Linked DNA regions of Homo sapiens: region 2 is linked to region 1. A link is an interaction called in ENCODE POLR2A ChIA-PET data of the cell type or tissue named here. Cell type or tissue: HepG2. All regions are shown on one strand. Each heading gives the region's core, and the rest is flanking DNA. Links, peaks and the distances in the headings are about the cores only.

The links. Peaks named below come from ENCODE experiments on the same cell type or tissue, not always from the same donor. Only the 100,000 strongest peaks of a DNase experiment are listed, where the experiment ranks them.
Region 2: POLR2A ChIA-PET joins it to region 1 with 6 read pairs; 2 of 35 experiments call an interaction of 5 or more read pairs at or near these places.

What each region holds. Positions count from the first base shown.
Region 1 is chr5:42,878,220-42,886,962 of GRCh38, reverse strand. No RefSeq gene overlaps it. Among named protein-coding and RNA genes, the nearest start is that of SELENOP, 71 kb to the right of the region's middle. RefSeq lists an enhancer at 1-110. In HepG2, for the core only: a CTCF peak has its summit at 5,336 (motif pointing right); DNase peaks (open chromatin) are centred at 5,337, 7,501 and 8,497; H3K4me3 peaks cover 537 bases.
Region 2 is chr5:42,793,806-42,802,548 of GRCh38, reverse strand. It overlaps CCDC152 (coiled-coil domain containing 152), which reads right to left. Exons shown (of 9, transcript NM_001134848.2): 7 at 5,593-5,720; 8 at 3,091-3,174; 9 at 110-2,890. The coding sequence ends at 2,768. SELENOP (selenoprotein P) reads left to right here. Exons shown (of 5, transcript NM_005410.4): 5 at 1,218-2,669. The coding sequence ends at 1,829. Among named protein-coding and RNA genes, the nearest start is that of SELENOP, 14 kb to the left of the region's middle. In HepG2, for the core only: no CTCF peak of the experiment used is centred there; a DNase peak (open chromatin) is centred at 4,018.

The DNA.
Region 1 (8,743 bases), core at 504-8,503:
GTTCTGTTCTTCACTTTGTTAAATCCTAGGATAAACTCAGACTGGGATATGCATGGTTCCTTTCTCACGTGCCTTTTGCTACAGAGCTGTTCTGATGCTGGTCATCTGACTGTCTCTTCTACTTCCTGTTATTATCTGAAAATGGTAGTTAAAAGCTTGGCTTTCAGTAACTATTCAGACAGGTTTGAAGAACAGTCACTAGCAATCCCCAGGTGACATTTCAGTAATGGCTTCATATAGTCTGAAAATCAGAGAGAAGGTCAGTTTCTTTAAGCAGACTTGCTATCTGGGAGTTCACTTCTCTCTGGGATATACTTTCCAAGACCCTGCCTTTAACTGTTAGCCATCTTTCAGTCACCCATGCTCAATACACTCATTCACTTAGCAAATATTTATTGAGCTCATACTAAGTGCTTGGCTTAGTTCTAGATGTTGGGCATATAGAATTTAACAATGAACAATTTCCTTGTTTTCATGTAGGAGAGAGGAGAAAGAACAATAAACAAATACATATGTAATATACTGTTAGGAAAAGTACGAAGAAATGTAACATGTTAATAGGCTGGAGAGTAAGGAGATGGAGAGGGTGGTTATTTAAGATGAAGCAGTCAGGGAGGTCTCTCTGGGAAGGTGACAAGAGAGTGGACATTGGAAAGATGGGAGAGTGTGAGCCATATGAATGTCTAGGGAGAAGGGCATTCTGGACAGAGTGACAATCCAGCACAGAATGAGCTTGATCTGCTGTAGGAAAAGGAAGAAGGTCAATTTGGTCAAACTGGCAGAAGTGAGCCAGAAAATAAAAAGAGGTGAAACTGGAGAAATAGGCAAAAGCCAGTTATTTTAGACCTTATAGGACATGGTAAGGAGTTTGGGTTTCATTCAAAGTATTATGGGAAGCCTATTATGGTGGCTCACTCTTGTAAACACAAAACTTTGGGAGGTCAAGGCAGGAGTATTGCTTGGACCTAGGAGTTGGAGGACAGCCTCGGCAATGTAGTGAGACTCCCATGTCTACGAAAAATAAAAAATTAGCCTGGCTTGACGTTGCACACTTGTAGTCCCAGCTACTCAGGTTGCTGAGGCAGGAGGACTGCTTGAGCCAGGAGGTCGAGGCTGCAGTAAGCTGTGATTATGCTACTGTACTCCATCCTGTGTGACAGAGCAAGACCCTATCTCAAAAAACAAAACAAAAACAACAACCAAAATCCAAAGTGTTATGTAGGACTTTGAGGCAGGGGTGAGGCATTATCTGATTTATGTTTTAGGCAGATCATTCTAGTTGCTATCTGGAGACCTGACCACTTAAGAGTATAAAAGGAATCAGGGAGTCCAGGTGCAAGCCTACCGCAGGGATTTAGGTGAACAAAGATGGTTTCTTTGGTATAGATAGCAGCAGTGAAAGTGGTAAACAGTGGTGAAGTTTGAAATAAATTTTGAAGGTGGAATAAATGGAAGTTTCTGATGAGTTGGAGGTGTGGTGTAAAGAAAAGAGTAAAAATATCTCCTATGCCTTGAGTCTGAAAAACTAGGTGAATATTGGGGCCATTTATTGAAACAAGGAAGTGTGGAGAGGCTGACTAGGGTTCACCAAGCATAGATGTCAAGTAGGCAGCTGGAGATTTAAGCCAATGTAAAGATGTAGGTTTGAGATTCAATATCTAAATGTATTTAAAGCCATGGAACTGAGTGAGACCACTCAAGGAGAGGGGAGTAGATAGACAAGAGTGTTGAAGACTGAGGTAAAATGTTGGAAGAAGTAAAGGAGTCATCAATAGAGGCAGAATGGAGATGTCCAGTGAGATCTGAAGAATTTTCAAGGGGAAGGAGGTGATAACCTGCTACAATGATGGTTACAGGTAAATTAAGATGGAGATCACTGGTGTCTGGAGAAGGCCAAGTTCAGGGGAGTGAGAGGGGTGAACACTCAATCAGTGTGTGCTGAAACCACAATGAGAGCCAAGGAAGTGAAGACAGTAAGAACAGACAACTCTATTTAGAGGTTTTTCTCTAAAGGGTTGCTGAGGAACAAAGCAGTAGTTGGAGGTGAATTAAGGGAGTCTAAGGAGGGATCTTTACTTGCTTATGAGAGATATTACAGAAATATTATATGGTTCCCTTCAGAGAGCTGAGTTTTAAGGGCAAAGATACAGAACTTGGAGGGCAGAGTTTGCTCTCTGCTCCCTGCAGAAACACTCCAAGAGACTTTTGCCTGAGAACTTAGCTTGCATAGAAGGAATGGAGTCCAGCAGCTGGGGTCAGCATAGCCAACATTATTGGGCATTTTGGGATGATCTTCAGATCTGCATTTTGTCCTGAAGTTTCACAGTGAAGTTCTAATTGGGTAGCCCAATCATGTAGCCTTTGTAACCCCACATGTGCTATTTTCCCCTGGTAACTGGTGAAAGTGAATGTAAATAGTGGATTAGTGTGGTTTGAGGTCTATGGAGTGTAATAGGCCAGTGTGGTTGTGTTCTAGGTGAGAGTGCAAGATCAAAGGGCAAATCCATGTGCCCCCTTCTCAAGATGGGGATAACAAGGGAGAACGTATTGATGCTAGTCTGTCTTTTTTTGTCTGCTGTTACCTTTTCTTCCTTGTTTTTGAGAAGTTCTCAGGCTCTCTTCAACACCATCCCACCAGGAAAGTAAGTTAACATGAACTGACCTATCCTGATGTAAACAAAAAGAGTGAAACTCTGAAATATTTGAGATTTATTTTGATTCAAACATGAGTGATCAGTGGCCTGCGACACAGCCCTCAGGAGATACTGAGGACATGTGCCCAAGGTGGTCAAAGCACAGCCTAGTTGTATACATTTTGGGAAACATGAGACATCAATTAACCACATTTAAGATGTAAATTAGTTTGGTCCAGAAAGGCAGGACAATTTGAAGCAGGGGACCGTGAGGGGGAGAGGGGTTTCAGGTTATAGGTAGATTTAAAATTTTTCTGATTGGCAATTGATTGAAATAGTTATTATCAATAAAAAGAAATGTCTGGGTTATGATAAAGTGTTGTGGAGACCAAAGTTTTATCTTGCAGATGAAGCCTCCAGGTAGCAGGCTTCAGAGATAACAGATTATAAACGTTTCTCATCACACTTAAGATCTGTGTTGATATTAAACGCTGGCTGGGTTTTCCTGAATTCTAAAAGGGAAGAGGGTATAATGAGCCATGTCTGACCCCACTTCCCACCATGGCCTAAATCAGCTTTTCAGGTTAACTTTGGAGTGCCCTGGCCTAGAGGAGGGGCCCATTCAGATGGTTGGCGGTGGGGTGCGGTGGGGGCTTAGAGTTTTAATTTTGGTGTACAGGTTTTATACTTCTTCTCTTCTTTTCCCATTTTAAAAGAGGTGGCTGAAATTTACCTCATGAATAAAAACTGGGAAATTGTGACATCAAATATTATAAATGTAGGGAGAGGTGGAGTAGAAGTGTAGAGTTTTTTTAATGCTATCAAAGTCAAGTTATCAGCTTATCACCATTATAAGATTTTTTTGTAAGCCTCATGGTGCTCATGGTAACCACAAAGCAAAAACCTATAGTAAGTAAAAAAGGATTTTTTTAAAAAAGAAATCAAAACATATAAGCATAACACTGGAGGAAATTTCTTAATCACAAAGAAAGACCAACAAGAGAAGAAAAAAACAAAGGTTCTACAAAACAATCAGAAAACTATTTAAAAAATGGCAATAGCAAATCCTTATCTATCAATAATTATCTTGAGTTTAAAAGAATTAAATTCTTCCATCAAAAGTCATAGAGTGGCTGAATGAATAAAAAAAAACACCCAATCATAACCTGCCTACAAGAGACTCACTTCATCTGTAAGAATACAACACATAGAATGAAAGTGATATAAATGGAAACCAAGAGAAAGCAGGAATAGCTATACTTAGAACAGGTAAAATAAATTTTAAGTCAAAAAGTGTAAAATGAAACAAAGAAGGTCATTATGTAATGATAAGAGGTTAATTTAGCCAAAGGACATAACGAATGTAAATATATACATGCCCACACAAAAGTACCTAAATATATACAGCAAATAGTAATAGATCTGAAGGAAGAGATTAGACTATAACACAATAACAGTAAGAGATTGCTATACTTAACTTTTAGCAATGGACAGATCATCCACATAGAAAAATCAATAAGGAAACACTAGCCTTAGACTATACCTTAGACCAAATGGACCTAACAGACATACACAGGACATTCCTTGCAATAGCTGCAGAATACACATTCTTCTTAAGCACAAAAGGAACATTCTCCAGGACAGATAATATGTAATCATATATGCCACAAAATATGTCTTAACAAATTTAAGAAGATTGAAATCATATCAAATATCTTTTTTGAACAGAATGATATAAAACTAGAAATCAAGAGAAATTTTGGAAAACTCACAAACACATAGAAATATTCAATAAAAGATCTAGTCTGTAATCCAGAACTACTGAGTCAAAGCTTCCAACTGTGAGGGCTAAGAAGTTTTGTTTTAAAAATTTCTGATATGGCAAGTTCAATAATATGAAATCTAGCTAGAACTAGTGATAACGTTTGGTAGATTTACCCCAAATTATTCTTTGTGAATAATTTTATTTATTCATTTTATATACAATTATGGGATGATATTGTATATTGTATTTGTATTCAGGCAGAACCCCAAGCCCAATTAGCTTAAGCAAACAGAGTTTATTGGCTTATGACTGAGAAGTCTAAAGCTGGTTCTGACTTTAATAACTACTCAACCTAGGGTGTCTGATATCTTCACCATCTTTATTTGGGAGTTAAGGCCTTTCTTTTCCTTAACCAAGTTCTAGGAAGAAAAGGTCCAGGACTTGTTTTCATTAGCCTGTCTTTCATGATGTACCAAGGAAATGAGTTACCTTAATTTAATCTAATTAACGTTTTTGACCTATGTGGGTTGGAGTCAAAGCACCACTTGAAACACGTGAGATGTTTTTCCCATAGGAAAGGGAAGTTCTATTAGCAGAAGAAGGAGGGGAAAGACATCTGCTGATCAGAAGAAAATAACAGATGTGATTAACACGCACTACATAGTTCTGCTTCCTGCTGTTTTCACTTAATGTTGTATACTCATCACTTTTTCATATCCTCAAAAATTCTTTGAAAATCTGATATTTTATTACCACACAATATTCTACTTTATATGGACAGTCTATTGGTTATCAATTGCTGCAAAATAAATTACCCTCAACAGCGTAAAACAACAAAAAATCTATTATATCCTATAGTTTCTCAGTGTCAGGAATACCTGAGTGGCTTAGCTGGGTAGTTTTGGCCACATTCTGTCATGAGTTTGCAGTCAAGCTGTCCGCTAGAGGGAAGATGTTGGTCAAAGGGCACACAATTTCAGTTATATAAGATAAATAAGTCCTAGAGACCTACTGTACAGCATAGCACCTGTAGTTAAAGATACTGTATTGAATACCTAATTTTCTAAGAGCATAGATCCTAAATGCTCTTATCACAAAATAAAATATAAAATAAAAGAGGCTCCTGCTTTTTGTCTTTCCACATTCTGCCCCAGGCCATCTCCCAGGCCCTGGGAACATCTTTGGCTTGTGCAAGAGCAGATCAGAAGTGCCAGGGGTTAAAGCCCTTGAGACCAACCCTTGGGAGAATGGTGTTGGAGTATTTGCTCCGCCTTCCATCTTTCAGGTGAACCATTCAGAGAAAGTCTGTACACCACTCAGAAGTCCCAGCAGAATTGAATCTCCATTGCTGATGGCAGGGACCTCAGTAATGCATCCTTACATGAGCTCTCCCTGCTTCCTCATGTCCCTCTCCAAGCTCCCTTGACCTGGTTCCCTAGTAGATCTTTTTAAATAAACTGCTTGCACCTAGTCCTTGTCTCAGGGTTTGAGTTCAAGGAAATACAAAACAAATCACCCTTTAAAACTATTTTTAAAAATTATATGGCATCAATATTTCAAACAGTTATGTAGCAACCATCTTGTTGAGCTAAACTCAAAGTCCCAGAAAAGGGAACAAGGATTCTTTACTGTCATACTAAGTAAATGTAATATTGTGTACATACCCTGTCTTACTGTGTTTTTGAATTAGTTAAAAGCCATCTCCATATTTTCTTAAGTAAACACATTATAGCCAATTGCACAATAGATGCTAACAGAAAACATTACTTTTCAGATATGGAATGTTCTAAGCAATATATTTCAAAGATTGTAAGAGATTTTCCTCCAAGAAAATGAGAGTAATTAAAATCCTCCGTATTTGGCATCCTCTTTCCTGGGATGATTAAGGCCTCCAGCTCTTGGCAGGTCAAGCCATTAAGGAAATCTGTGTGGCCATTTGAACAGGAAGGATTATACACTGACTACAGTTATCACTGGTCCAGAGGTAGAACATGCCAAAACTACTATTCAGGATAATTTTGAACTTGCTGATATGTCAATTTCAGTAAACAGAGTAACAAAGGACAGCCTGAAGTTTCCTGGGCTGGTGATGTGTGAACCCCCACGATTCTATGCAAGTCCAATTGCTAGAGAAGTGGCTTCAAATCAACTCTAAATTACTTTGGGCATATAGGAGGAGGGGAAGGAAGATGGCTACTCCATTAGTCCTCTTTATCCTTAATTTTTACAAATTGTGTGTATACTTTACGCAGTAGAAATTTACACTACAAATTCTGAATAAATCAACATGCTATCATTGTTTACCATCACTATAAAATGGTGGAAGAGTAAGTCCATTTATTCATGCAGAGATGAAACAGTTTTAAATTTATATTTTAACCTCATTAAAATTCTCAACTTACAAAAAGAACTACTAGCCAATCTCTTAGCCCAAGTGTCTGTTAAAACACTTGTTTGTTTGGGAACTTAACTGAAAACACAATTCTCAAGGAAATTGGCAGAATTATAACTATAAGCTTATAGTGACTCAATATATATTAAAAAGTTAAGGTAAAAAATATAAGAAAATGCTAATATGTAAACACTGCAAATATTTTAGTGAAGTAGAAAATACTTCTATCATATAAGGAACCAGTCTAATTTATGCTTAGATTTTTCACATATTGAATTTTGTGGTCAATGACTAATTACTCTTGTTTCTAAAATGAATGACATAATTTTAGCTAAAAGCATAGAAACTTGGGGATCTAGCAAGCATTTGCAGCATTATAGTGAGCAAATGAAGATATGCTTTTTAGAAAACACTATCTTAAAGAAACTTCTCAGACTTTTATTGTTACTTTCAAGGACACCTTGAGTGTCTGAAGACTCTAGATTAAGATCCACTGGTTTGGCTTGCAGATTCTTTCTCTTGGAAATCTGCCTGGGTCATATGGTGCAAATCAAGGCTAGGGCCCTGGTAACCTAAAATGATCACCCTCCCAATGCCTGACTATCATAAAGATCATAAAACAGCCTCAGAGACGAGTTCATAGCAAAGTCCACTCTAGAGGCAATTCTCTTACAAGTGGATCCTGCAGGGCGATATGTTTGATTAGCATTTATAGACTGAAGTTTCCCTTTGTGAGGTCAGAGCTGGACTGTCTGCTGTTCCTGCCTGTGCTGAGGCCTGATCATCAGCTTGGCAGTAGGTCACCAGGAAGCTTTACTTTAAGTTCCAAGACAGAGAATTTTAGATTTTCTGCTTTCCAGACTACCCACCATCCCCATGGAAATGGAAATCCACTCCAAATCCCACCTAAACACACACACACACACACACACACACACGCACACACACACACACACATGCATGAGCAGAAAATAGACTTATTGATACACTTTCCTGAGCACAGGCCTACAAAATGCTTTTTCGTTTTTGACATCTAATGATTTAAGATGTGGCCTATACCTAGAGAAGAGCTAAATATCAGGACAAACATTCTCTTCTTTTTCCTAGTCTTTTCTTCTTTTTCATTGAAAAAGCTAAATGCTGAATTCACAATTTTTATAGTGAAGCCAGCTTATCTTTTTCAGATCCTAACACTCAGACTCTTAAGTAGCTGGCTTTAGTTCTTAAAATAAAATTGGTAACTTTTTTCTCCTAACTCACCTTTTTAAAAAAACACCCCAAAGGGAGTTCTTTTTGCATTTTGGGCAATTCACTTTAGGATTACAATAATTCAAAAAATGTGTGAATATGTATCTTGGTCAACAGAATAGCATCTGGAATTCCAGCATGCAACCTGTCAGTGTAGCAGAGACATCTGGTTTCTGTGTAACCGTAGTGTTTGTTTAGTTTTCTTAACTCTACGGTGGACAAAAGGTCTGTTGCTATAATTTGATACTGAAAAATTTTCAGGGTTAGCTTTCTTGCTCGTCCCTTCCTTTTTTTGTCTCTATTTTATTTTTTTAAGTTTAGAGTCATAGTACGAGGATTTTCAGGGATATTACTGATATGACTGCCCCAGCAAGAACACTACCATCACAGAGATTCTGCTTTCATCCCAAGGACAACTCTGATGCCTTTCACTTTCTGTGCTCTTCCTACTGGCTTTGAGTCCTCAATGGTTAGAAGGTCACTTGCTTTAAAGAGAACTTGATAAAACAGCCAAGAGGGACTCAAAGGTTTGAGCTCTCTGTTTCCCTCTGGTCTTTGTCCCAGACCCCTCCATATGCTCTTGAGTTTAGCAGGCCTCTGAATTACCAAATACACAAAGCTAACCAATCTCCACTTTCTCCTCCTCAGAAGGCTCTTCTTTCTCAAGCCTTCTGGACACTTTAGCCCTTTGCAGCAGTCTGAAGT
Region 2 (8,743 bases), core at 307-8,306, 84 kb after region 1:
ACACAGTATATTTTAAACATGTATCAAATTCTTTATAAGTTTGTAAGCAAACATTATTAGCTTCTAATGTAGAAGTAATTCAGAAATAACCAAATAAAGTACCACTTAGTAGTTGTATGCTAAAATTTAATGGAATTTATAACCTTTTAAAACCTTCAAAACATCAAAAGCATATCACTTAGTGAGTCTTTGGGTTCTAAGTTGATTTTGTAATTTTATTTGCAAATTAGCCTTAGGTTGAGATTTACTGTTACATTTCTGTATCTATAGGCTTTGAGTCTCTGATTAGTAGGTACCACAAAACAGTAAAGACTTCCAGTAAATTAAAGAACTAGGATCATGCGGAATGGATATTATGGTCAATGGGAGTCGGGCAGTAATTTGCTATTTTCAGCTGACAGCCTTATGGTAGGGAGACATTAGCAAAGCTTTGGTGAAGTTCAAAACATTTCCTGGCATAGGATGAAGTATGAAAAACTAACACATTTGAGCAGAGTTTATTAGCATTTTTGAATTATCAGAGATAATATTAGATTACAGTATCATATAGTATTAGATAAGATGCACCGTTGACACAGGTACAGAAGTTTCCATATAGTTCAACTGATTTTTTATTTATTTTTTATTTTTTTGAGATAGGGTCTGACTCTGTCACCCAGGCTGGAGTGCAGTGGCACCATCTGAGCTCACTGCAACCTCCATCTTGCAGGCTCAAACGATCCTCCCACCTCAGCCTCACAAGTAGCTGGGACTACAGGCATCTGACACCACACCCAGCTAATTTTTGTATATTTTGCAGAGACAGGATCTCGCCATGTTGCCCAGGCTGGTCTCCGACTCCTGAGCCCAAGTAATCTGCCCCCCTCGGCCACCCAAAGTGGTGGGATTACAGGCATGAGCCACCATGCTCGGCCCAGATCAACTGAATTTAGGATTTGATATTACTTTGACTTTCCTGCAATCCAAGTTCCTTTTGCCAGTTTACTTCATTTGCTTCTGCAAATATAAGTACAGTGGTTTGGCTTTCTTTTTAAGCCTTTAATAAAATGTCTAGGTGTTGAGACTAACATCAGACTCTTTCTCATTAATATAATACAAAGCCAGCTCGATTCTAATTAACTAGTTGGAATTTCACATGTTAGCTCTACAAATCATTTTTCACGCATTATTCCTATCTCTATAAGCTTGTTAAAAAGTGATTTATAAATTTGTTCCAGACTCTCAAAGATGAAGACTTTTGTAAACGTGTATCTTTGGCTACTGTGGATAAAACAGTTGAAACTCCATCGCCTCATTACCATCATGAGCATCATCACAATCATGGACATCAGCACCTTGGCAGCAGTGAGCTTTCAGAGAATCAGCAACCAGGAGCACCAAATGCTCCTACTCATCCTGCTCCTCCAGGCCTTCATCACCACCATAAGCACAAGGGTCAGCATAGGCAGGGTCACCCAGAGAACCGAGATATGCCAGCAAGTGAAGATTTACAAGATTTACAAAAGAAGCTCTGTCGAAAGAGATGTATAAATCAATTACTCTGTAAATTGCCCACAGATTCAGAGTTGGCTCCTAGGAGCTGATGCTGCCATTGTCGACATCTGATATTTGAAAAAACAGGGTCTGCAATCACCTGACAGTGTAAAGAAAACCTCCCATCTTTATGTAGCTGACAGGGACTTCGGGCAGAGGAGAACATAACTGAATCTTGTCAGTGACGTTTGCCTCCAGCTGCCTGACAAATAAGTCAGCAGCTTATACCCACAGAAGCCAGTGCCAGTTGACGCTGAAAGAATCAGGCAAAAAAGTGAGAATGACCTTCAAACTAAATATTTAAAATAGGACATACTCCCCAATTTAGTCTAGACACAATTTCATTTCCAGCATTTTTATAAACTACCAAATTAGTGAACCAAAAATAGAAATTAGATTTGTGCAAACATGGAGAAATCTACTGAATTGGCTTCCAGATTTTAAATTTTATGTCATAGAAATATTGACTCAAACCATATTTTTTATGATGGAGCAACTGAAAGGTGATTGCAGCTTTTGGTTAATATGTCTTTTTTTTTCTTTTTCCAGTGTTCTATTTGCTTTAATGAGAATAGAAACGTAAACTATGACCTAGGGGTTTCTGTTGGATAATTAGCAGTTTAGAATGGAGGAAGAACAACAAAGACATGCTTTCCATTTTTTTCTTTACTTATCTCTCAAAACAATATTACTTTGTCTTTTCAATCTTCTACTTTTAACTAATAAAATAAGTGGATTTTGTATTTTAAGATCCAGAAATACTTAACACGTGAATATTTTGCTAAAAAAGCATATATAACTATTTTAAATATCCATTTATCTTTTGTATATCTAAGACTCATCCTGATTTTTACTATCACACATGAATAAAGCCTTTGTATCTTTCTTTCTCTAATGTTGTATCATACTCTTCTAAAACTTGAGTGGCTGTCTTAAAAGATATAAGGGGAAAGATAATATTGTCTGTCTCTATATTGCTTAGTAAGTATTTCCATAGTCAATGATGGTTTAATAGGTAAACCAAACCCTATAAACCTGACCTCCTTTATGGTTAATACTATTAAGCAAGAATGCAGTACAGAATTGGATACAGTACGGATTTGTCCAAATAAATTCAATAAAAACCTTAAAGCTGACTTCGTTTGTTATGTAGGCTGTATGCATATATTGAAAACAGAAGTGAAACTTTCGATTGCTTTTAAATAAATACCAACTAATGAATTTACTGCTAAGCTCAAAACCGTCTACGCTTAAGGTGAGAATCTTTGCCAACAGAAAGGCGTTGCTCTAAATCGCGAATGGTATTACGAAGAATTGCAATCTCCTTGTTTTTTTCTTCTTGAAAATGCTGAAGTTTCTAAACGAAACAAAAAATTTGTTATTAGAATTCAGAAATAAAATTTAGTACAAGGAACAACAAAATAACAAAGAAATGCACTTCTGCTATTGGTATTTTAAAAAATACCTTATATTGTTAATAAGAATTAGATGATTTTTATAGAAACATGCTTAGAAAGTTTTCTTAAGCAACAAATACTGAGAGGAAAACTCACATACCCTTCTGTAGATACTTTGTGGCAAAACAGTAGAATCCTGATATGATTTTGATTTAGTCTGAACTCTTGCTAGTTTGGCATCAAACTGAATCAAATTGAAAAGAAAGTTATTGAAACTCTAGACAATTAGAAACAATTGTTTCTATAATTATAATCCATGTTATCCTTTGACATGTAATCTGTAATTCAGGTGTAAATTACAGTATAGACAATAGAAAAATCTTTCTTTAAGAAATAATTTTTCAGAAAGAGCAAAGAACAGAAAAACAAGATTAACCCTGATTGCACGGCAAAATTACCTGGAGAGGTTTTTTTTTTCTTTGTTTCTAAAGTACCAAATGCCTGGGCACTACTTTAGAGATTCTGGTGTGCAGCTAGCGTCATCTTTTTCTCAAAACATCACGTGATTCTATAGTGCAGACAGGGTTTAGAATCTAGTTTAACTTAAATATAGGTAAAAATATTTTTACGTTAAAATGAGTGTATTATAAAGAAAATGTAATAAACAGTCAAGGAAGAAAACCTCACCTAGCTTTCTGCAGGAACTTTGAGGCTGAACAGTAGAATTTGAATACGATCTTGTCGATATAGTTTGAACCCTTGCTGGTTTCAATTAAACTGAATCAGGTTAAAAAAGTTCTCATAGGCCATTCTTAACAGGCCAATTTTTTTTTGTTTTTGCACAATATTCCATTATATAACTCTTCTCTTCAGATTTAGTTAACATAGCCTCTCTGAGGACTAAGAATAAACTCTGAGATTATGCTCTGGTTTGAGGAGAGAAATGGTTAGGTACAATGAAAACAAATAAGGAGCTGTGTATACCAGTCAAATAATAGACCAGTGATAAGGCCCAAATGGCAAACAAAATGCAAATTTCCAAACAGAGGAGGATTAGAAGTTGGTAGTAGATCTTGAAACATGGCCTATTAATTTCAGTTGGCCATTCAGCCTTTCCTGTGGTTTGTGGTACACTTGGTCAGATGGCAGCAGCAGCAGCAGCACCAGCAGCAAAGGGTATCTAAAGTCAACATCAGTCCTCTTTCTGCCCAGTGATTACTCAAGGTAACTCACCAAGTACCCTGGGGATTCCAAAGTTTCAGGAATATGAGTAGTATGTGATTTTAATTAAGACTTGTGAATTCTTACAAGGTAAAATGAAAGTTGGGGTGGGGGGAAGCAACGGAAGAATGATGGAAGGGTAGATTGATAGAGTCTAGAAAACATTTAAAGGACAAATATTTTGTCAAAGTACATTTGAGATTGTGATATCCGGTTAAATGAACTACTCAAGACTGTTTGTTTATTTATTTATTTTTTTCGTTCTGTTGCCCAGGCTGGAGTGCAGTGGCACAATCTCGGCTCACTGCTAAGTCTGCCTCCCGGGTTCAAGTGATTCTCCTGCCTCAGCCTCCTGAGTAGCTGGATAACAGGCATCTGCCATCACGCCCAGTTAATTTTTGTAATTTTTTTTTAGTACAGGCGGGTTTCACCACGTTGGCCTGGTTGGTCTCGAACTCCTGACCTTAGGTGATCCGCTCGCCTCGGCCTGCCAAAGTGCTGGGATTATAGGTGTGAGCCACCACACCCGGCCTACTCAAGACTTTTGAGCAAAGAGTTAGAGCCTCAGCCTTTGAGATGCCCTATTAGAAGTCCCTTAAAAAAAAAATTGTAGGAATTTGGTTTGTTTGCCCCCAGGATATATATTCTTCCAGAAAGTTATTAGGAAGAAATTTGTTTTTTTAATGAGAAATAAAGCAAAATAAATTTCTAGTTGGTTACTGGGTTTTGACAAATTTCGGCTGGGATGAGAATAAATGTGAAGCGTTAGAAACATTCTTCCCATGCTGGAATGGTAGAAATTATGAAACCTACATAGAATTTACCATAAAATGCAGATAATCCTTGAGTTTTCTGTCAGGGAAATGTGAGTGCTAAAAATACAATAGCTAAAATAAAGTTTCACTGTATTGGTTTAATAGCCAATTAGATACACTAAAGATAGAATTAGTAAGTTGGAGAATAGGTTAGAAGAAAATATCTACCCTGAGACAGGGAAAAACAAGAAAATGACATATACAGAAAAGAGCATATGAGACACAGGAACTGGTAGTAAAGTCTATGAAAGGCTGTTGTCTCTCACCTAGTGTTGGGCCTAAAGTTGCTGCAGTCAGAAAGGCCTGCAGTTAAAAGGAAAAGTTGGATGTCAAGTGGGAAATACTGAGAAGAAAAGTTCTCAGAGGAAGCAATATCCTCCCTAAAAACCAGGAACTTTCGAACAACTCAAGGGTCCACTTTCAGGTCAAGTGCTGAAAGGCAATGCAGATGACAGTTGTATGGTATGTGATTACTGCAATCATTTGGTGGAGAATGAGCATGTGTGAAGCCCTCTCACAGAATTGCTTCTAATCCTAAAATGTATCTCACTGTGATGAAAAACAATCAAAGTACAGTTTAGACTAAGGGATGTGTCCTCAAGTTTAGCAGACTCTTAAACACTTACTTCTAGTTGTAGCTTGATTATTTCATTTTGTTTTTCTTTTTCTTGACTTCTTAGCTTTGCATTTAACTCTGAAATTTCCATCTCCTTTTTCTCTATTAGTTCTTTGTGCTTTTCTTCATTTAATTCAACTGAATAAAATGAAATAAATAAAATTCATTTGTTAAAAATTTCAAAATTATTATAAGTTTGTATTTCTTTAGTGTTTTAAATCATTCCTAAAAAAGTAAATTTTATTAATGAAACATATTTTAGAAATGGTGTAGGTATAGAATAGCTTTTCTATGTTTTTTACAAGACCCTGAATAATGTTTGAGACACAGAAGTCACTTGCCAAATATTTTTGAATGAATAAGGTAATTTAAACTATTAAACATCAAAGGCCTGGAAAATAAATGGGAGATACAGTGGTTGAAGAGGGACACAAAGCCTGAGTTTCTAGGTATGAAGGGCTCAAACTACTGGATGACTCTAGAGCTACATGAAGCCCCTGCTATACTATTCCATATGATCAGGCCATTCTCATGTTCACATCATATCTTTATGCTTTATCAAATTTCTTCTTCTCCCAACTTTCTTATTCCTGTTAATGACACCATGACATCTAGGATGAGAGGCTCAAGAAAATCTTTTATTTTTAACGAGAAAGGAGACAATCTACAAGCCCCACAATGAAGGGCTTCCTAGCTTTCTTTTTTTTTTTTTTAATTTTATTATTATTATACTTTAAGTTTTAGGGTACATGTGCACCATGTGCAGGTTAGTTACATATGTATACATGTGCCATGCTGGTGTGCTGCACCCATTAACTCGTCATTTAGCATTAGGTATATCTGCTAATGCTATCCCTCCCCCATCTCCCCCACCCCACAACAGTCCCCAGAGTGTGATGTTCCCCTTCCTGTGTCCATGTGTTCTCATTGTTCAATTCCCACCTATGAGTGAGAACATGTGGTGTTTGGTTTTTTGTCCTTGCGATAGTTTACTGAGAATGATGATTTCCAATTTCATCCATGTCCCTACAAAGGACATGAACTCATCATTTTTTATGGCTGCATAGTATTCCATGGTGTATATGTGCCACATTTTCTTAATCCAGTCTATCATTGTTGGACATTTGGGTTGGTTCCAAGTCTTTGCTATTGTGAATAGTGCCGCAATAAACATACGCGTGCATGTGTCTTTATAGCAGCATGATTTATAGTCCTTTGGGTATATACCCAGTAATGGGATGGCTGGGTCAAATGGTATTCTGATATAGATATTTAGATAATAAATTTGTAGATCCTACTCTGTATGATTTAAACCTTTGAAATAGGTTGAAATTTACTTTTTCATTTATGATATGGTCAACTTTCTTAAATGTTCCATGCATACTTGAAAATAATACGTATTCCGCATTTATTGGGTATATCATTTATGTCAATTAGTATCAGTTGTTTATTTTGTTGCTTAAATTTTCTATATCATTACTAATTTTGCATATTTGTATGTACTTTTCTACCACTAAAAGGTGAATTAAAGTCTCTCATTATGATTGTGGATTTGTCTGTCACCTACTAGTTCTGCGAATTTTACTTGGTACATATACATTTAGAATTGTTGTTTTATTTCCCTGGTAAATCAAACACTTTACATCACAAAATATCCATCTTTTGCTCTAGAACTGCTTCTTGCTTTAAAGTATACTTTGTCCAATATTAGTATAGCTATGCCAGCTTCATGTTGGCTACTATTTGCATGTTATATTCTTTTCCATCTTTTATTTTAAATCTTTCTATAGTTTTGTATTTTAGGTATATTGAAAGCAGGATAGTAGCAGATTTTAATACTTATTCAATCTGGCAATCTTTTTTAATTGGAAATTCATTCAAGTTTAACTTAATGCATTTAGTAATATATTTGGGTTTAAATCAACTAGCTTATTATTTGTTGGCTTTTACATTTTATGTTCATTTCTCTCTTTTTTCTCATCTTCATTTAGACAGAATAACTATTTTTACTTCCCTTTTTTCCTCCTCTATTAGATTGATAATCATTAGCTTGATAAATATTCTTTTATTCTTCCTTTAGTGGTTATCTTAGAGTTTATGGCATGCCTACTTGACTTATTAGAATTTAATAAAATTAGTACTTTTATCACTTTATGGACATGATACAAACCTTAAAAACATTTTAACTCCATTTATTCCCCCTTTTGTCTTTGGTGTTTTTGTACTATGTTAACTTAGCTAAATTAGAACTATGTTTTCCAGAATTCCCTTGTCTATATGTTCTAAGGTAGAGTTAGCCGTAAGAGAAATCTCCACAAGGTTTGGAAGATGGAAGTATAGCAAGAACTAATTTTCTCTGATGTTTAGTATAGGATGCTGGGCAGTGTTTCAGTTCACACATGGTGTTGCTGGCCTTCTGGCTCACCAAATCAGCAGCTATTATTTTTTGAAGGTCAATGTAGAGCCCCAGGGAACAGTGCAATTTATACAAGTTGTCACTTATCAAAGGATCATCTCAGTAATAAGGAAAAACGTTTGGTTCCACAGCTTCTTAAGCTCCCAACAGATTTCTTTTTTTAGCTGCTAGAAGTCTCAGGCCAGGTGTCCTTGAAGCTCAATGGCGTAGGGCACCATCTTTTCCTGCAGGTCGTCATGTCATTAAGGTCGAAGGAGGTATAAGAAAGATGCAAATTCCAGTTTGTTCTCAGTATTTCCACTTGACATCCAACTTTTCTTTTTACCTGTAGGCCTTTCTGACTGCAGCAACTTTAGGCCCAACACTAGATGAGAGACAACAGCCTTTCATAGACTTTACTACCAGTTCCTATATCTCACATGTTCTTTTCTGTATATGCCATTTTCTTGCTTCTCCCTGTCTCAGAGTAGATATTTTCTTCTAACCTGTTCTCCAGCTTACTAATTCTATCTCCAGTGTATCTAATTGGCTATTAAACCAATACAGTGAAACTTTATTTTTACCTACTGTGTTTTTAGCACTTACATTTCCATCTACTTCTCTAGTATAATTTCCAGTTCTCCATAAAAATTCCCCAAGTCCAGCTGAGCTTGGTGGCTCACACCTGTAATCCCAGCACTTTGGGAGGCCAAGGCAGGTGGCTCACCTGAGGTCAGGAGTTCAAGACCAGTCTGACCAACATGGT